2 separate regions of the Homo sapiens genome follow, and region 1 is linked to region 2. A link is an interaction called in ENCODE POLR2A ChIA-PET data of the cell type or tissue named here. Cell type or tissue: IMR-90. All regions are shown on one strand.

The links. ChIA-PET counts read pairs that join two places held together with the same protein. Peaks named below come from ENCODE experiments on the same cell type or tissue, not always from the same donor. Only the 100,000 strongest peaks of a DNase experiment are listed, where the experiment ranks them.
Region 1: POLR2A ChIA-PET joins it to region 2 with 7 read pairs; 4 of 35 experiments call an interaction of 5 or more read pairs at or near these places.

Annotation. Positions count from the first base shown.
Region 1 is chr15:74,707,999-74,710,498 of GRCh38, forward strand. No RefSeq gene overlaps it. Among named protein-coding and RNA genes, the nearest start is that of EDC3, 13 kb to the left of the region's middle. In IMR-90, no CTCF peak of the experiment used is centred here; no DNase peak of the experiment used is centred here; H3K27me3 peaks cover 1,405 bases.
Region 2 is chr15:74,530,563-74,533,062 of GRCh38, forward strand. No RefSeq gene overlaps it. Among named protein-coding and RNA genes, the nearest start is that of ARID3B, 9.4 kb to the right of the region's middle. RefSeq lists a silencer at 1,113-1,313. In IMR-90, no CTCF peak of the experiment used is centred here; a DNase peak (open chromatin) is centred at 969; H3K27ac peaks cover 510 bases.

The sequences.
Region 1 (2,500 bases), 180 kb after region 2:
ACAAGGGGGAATCCAGAACGATGCTAGCTAATAGAGGCACGTGTGTTGCCAATTTGAAAAGACATCTGAGGCTGGGCATGGTGGCTCATACCTGTAATCCCAGCACTTTGGGAGGCCAAGGCAGGTGGATCACCTGAGGTCAGGAGTTTGAGACCAGCCTGGCCAACATGGTGAAAACCCATCTCTACTAAAAATACAAAAATCAGCCGTGCATGATAGCACGCACCTCAGGAGGCTGAGGCAAAAGAATCGCTTGAACCCAGCAGGCGAAGGTTGCGGTGAACGGAGATCGCGCCATTGCACTCCAACCTGGGCAACAAGAGCGAAACTCCATCTCAAAAAAAAAAGACATCTGAGAAGAGAACAGACAGCTGTCACTGCTGTGGCAGCAGCCCTGCCTCAGGTGTGTGGCCCCTCCCAGCTCCAGCCGCTTGACCTCTGCTGTCTGCCCTCTCCCATTCCCCTCCTGGGATACACATTTAGAGAACAACTGGCTCAGCAACAATTAGCCTTTTCAGAAATGCCAGTGAGTTGCCACTTCTTACTCCTGTGCTGGGGCTTTTAACCGTTTCAGGAGTGCCAGCTTCCCCATCTCCTCTCAGCTTCACAGGCAAGCCTGAGGGGCTGCGTGAAGACAAGTGGCTCTTGGTTTTCCTTACCTGGACCTGCAAGCCAACTATTAAAGTATTCAGGAGAGATGATCTTGCTGTGCAGGCACAGAACTGGACCAGACACAAGCCCAGATGGTGGAGGAGAGGGGGTGGGTTGGGGAAGCTTCCAGGGTCATCATGGGAAATAGCACAGAACATGGGCTCCCTTCTAGATTCCGTGTATTCCTGGGGACCTAGAAGCCAGGTGTCCTCCCCAAGCATCACAAGGGTTAGACCACTCTGCAGGGTATTTAGGAGTCCAGGGCACTTCTGTGTGTTACCCACAACCCAGATGGATGAAAATTGCAAGGTGTATACTTATTTGCTGCCTTGTTCTCTGAGGGACCCGTCTGCCTCCACTACCACACACTTCAGTCTTACATCCTGAAATATCTGACATCTGACATTCCCCCTGCAAGAGAAGTACAGAGAAAAGTGGAAAGTGAATGAATTATTTTGCATGCTGGGTAAAAGCATTTAAACAAATGGTGATTAAACCCAAAAATGTTTCACAAGACCTGTTTCACAATTTTTCTGCATTTATAATAAAGTAGATCAAGTCTTCTTATGACTCAGTCTTCATAAGACTCAGTCTTCACAGATCCCACCAGGAGATGCTCTGGAAAAGTTTCGACATGGAGATTGACATCTTTATTCATTCCTAATCCAGTTCTTGAAAAGAGTAAACAGAGATATGAACAAGAGACAAATACATTTATCCAGGGAGGCAAAACAGTATTCTCAAAGTCACCCAATCAACCAAGACAGTTTCTAGTGAAGACCTGATTCATCAACAAATCTTTTCTTCTTCTCCTTCTCCTTCTTTTTCCTTCTTTCTTTTTTAAGACAGGGTTTTGCTCTGTTGCCCAGGTGGGAGTGCTGTCATGATCATGGCTTATTGCAGACTTGACCTCCCAAGCTCAAGCGATCTTCCTGCCTCTTTTTTTTTTTTTTTTTTGTATTTTTTGGTAGAGATAATCTCACCATGTTGCCCAAGGAGTCTCACTATGTTGCCCAGGCTGGTCTCAAACTCCTGGGCTCAAGCAGTTCTCCTGCCTCAGCCTCCCAAAGTGCTGAGATTACAAGCATTAGCCATCACACCCAGCAATCAACAAGTCTTTATGTAATGCCCAAAATGTGCTCAATCCCAGTGCTAGGAGCTGGGATGGAGGCAACAAAGAAATTGACCTGCCCCATTTAAGTGTCATGTATGGTTCAAAAATTGTATGAACCATACATATTCAAACCATACATGGTTCAAAAATTAAATTTAAAAAAAAACTGACGTGCCCTGAAGAAGCTTATGGCTCATCCAGGGAAACCAAATTAACACAGGGTATCAATTGTCCATTGCTTTGTAACAACTAACCCAAAATTTAGTGGCTTAAAATAACAACCATGTACTGAGCTCACTAGTCTGTGGTTTAGGTGGGTATACTGCTGATTGGGGTGGGACTGGCTGATCTTGGCTGGACTCACTCAAGGAAGTTGGCTAGAGTCTGGCTGGTCTATGGTGGCCTCAACCAGGGCAATTCCTCTCTGTTTCATATGGTCTTTTATCTTCCAGCAGGCTCCCTGGGTTTGTTGTTGTGGTCGTGGCAGGATTCCAAGAGAAGGTAAAGGTCGATGAGGTCTCTTAAGACCTGGCCTCAAAACTAGCATGCCATCACCTCCAATGCATTGGACTGATCAAGGCAAGTCACCAGGCCAGCCCAGATTCAAGGAGGGGGAAAACAGACCATACATTTTCACAGGAGGATATGTAAAGTCACTTTGTAAAGGGAATAAATACAGGAAGGAAATAAAATTGGGCCACAATGACACAGGAAGTAACAAGAAAAACCAGCAAG
Region 2 (2,500 bases):
AGGTTGGTTTGAATTAATCTAAATATTCAACATGTGCTCTTGCCATAAAGCAGAAAGCAAAGGCCTGAAGTAGACAAGCTTTTTAACCTTTCTGGCATTTCATAGATTTCACCTTAATAAAATTCTGAAAACTCCCATTATAGTATAATTAGCTTCCTTTATTTTATTTATGTATTTTTTTGAGACACCTGTGTAGGTATCTGTGGACACATTTATGAGAATCGGTTGGCCCTGCAACTCTCCCAGTCAAGCTCACTGCCAGGCTAACTTTGGCTTGTGTACCTTCTCCTCTTAGTTTCACCAATACTTGACAGAGTCTGGCTCAGCACAGCTCTATGGGATGGAGGGCCAGATGGCTCCCAAAGAGCCCTGACCAGAGGCACAGGCCTGTGACCAGGTGTCCTATTCTAGGACAGATGGCTTGAATTGCCTCCTGCTCCCTTTTGCTCTGACAGTCTCTGGGACTACTGAGCGCTGGGGCCACTACAGAAATTGGATGATGCTTTGCAAAGATGGCTTTTAATTAAGTATCAGGGAGAGTGAGACAATCCAATATTTTCAAAGATGAGTCACTCTGGGATTGGCCTTTTTGCTTGCCTTAGAGGTCTAACCTCTTCCATTCACAGGTGAGAGACAGAACAATGTAGTCAAGTCAGTTCATCAGCATGTTGGCAAATCGGAGTCCCAGGCTTGGAGAAGACCTTTGCAGTGAAGGCATGTGGAAAGAGAATGTGGCAAGAGAGCAGCTATCTTCAGGGGAATGTTGGTCTGCCCACTGCCAGGAGGGCTTGTTACTCTGAAAAAGTTTTCAAAGTTTACCTTTGAGCCTCAGTAACTAGGTACTGGCATTTCCCCAGGGTTTAGTGGTTAGTGGAGGCTGACACTTCACATAACCCAGGTCACCAGACACCAAATACCAATTGTCTGACTTAAAATACAAACAGTTCTATGAAAGAGGACACCCAGTAGTCAGCCTGATGGTCGTATCCCCTACCCACAGGAAAACACACTGAAAGCCCACTCAGGCTGCAGATACGTTACTGACGCATCCACCACCACAGCTAGAGAGATACCCTCAGGAATGTGTTGACTTGATATACCTCCTTGCTGGGCCCCCTAGTCACATTCTTTCTTTACACAAGTTAATACCATTTACTCAGCAGAGGCTTTACACATGCTAATAGAGGCTCCTCAGGCTACACCTTCATCTCAGGACAAGTGGAAACCTTAATCATCTGGTTTCATTTTAATTTTCCATGACAGTAAAAGGTACAGTGACTACAGGACAGTCCTTTCCTGCCTTCCTGGGGTAGTTAATCCTAAAAAACCTCTTGTGGGGCAATTCAAGTTGAAAATGTAATCAGTACTTAATTTCAATGGGAAAACATTTTATATGTGCACAGTGTCCCAAAATTAACACCCACTCATGCTAAAACATCAAATCTCATTAAGACAGACACAATTACATTAACAATTACACTGGCTATCATAAACAAAACTAAAGGCATTTTCCCTTCATTAGTTATGATCTCATTAGTTACGAGATTATTATCCCATAATATGGCCATTTACCCGTTGTTTCTTAGCTTTTATGCACTGTACATTTAAGACTAAATTTAGGCCAGGCTCAGTGGCTCACACTTGTAATCCCAGCACTTTGAGATGCCAAGGCAGGTGGATCACTTGAGGTCAGGAGTTCAAGACCACCCTGGCCAACATGGCGAAACCCTATCTCTACTAAAAATACAAAAAAAAAATTGGTCAGGCACGGTAGTTCACGCCTGTAATCCCAGCATTTTGGGAGGCCAAGGAGGGCAGATCCCAAGGTCAGAAGTTCGAGACCAGCCTGGCCAATATGCTGAAACCCCATCTCTACTAAAAATACAAAAAAAAAAAAAAAAAAAAATTAGCTGGGCGTGGTGGCGCCCACCTGTAGTCCCAGCTACTTGGAAGACTGAAGCAGAAGAATCACTTGAACCCGGGAGGCGGAGGTAGCAGTGAGCCGAGATTGTGCCACTGCACTCCAGCCTGGCAGCCTGGGTGACAGAGCGCGACTCCATCTCAAAAAAAAAAAAAAAAGGTCAGGCCTATCCCAGTACTTTGGGAGGCCAAGGCAGGCGGATCACTGAGGTCAGGAATTTGAGACCAGCCTGGCCAACGTGGTGAAACCCTGTCTCTACTAAAAATGCAAAAATTAGCTGGGTGTGGTGGTGGGCACCTGTAATCCCAGTTACTCGGGAGGCTGAGGTAGGGGAATTGCTTGAACCCAGGAGACGGAGGTTGCAGTAAGCCAAGATCGCACCACTGCACTCCAACTTGGGTGACAGAGCGAAATTCTGTCTCAAAAAAAAAAAAAATTAGCCGGGTGTGGTGGTGCACTCCTGTAATCCCAGCTACTCGGGAGGCTGAGGCAGGACCCGGAAGGTGGAGGTTGCAATGAGCTGAGATCGACAGAGAAAGACTCCGTCTCAAAAAAAAAAAAGATATATACGGCCAGGCG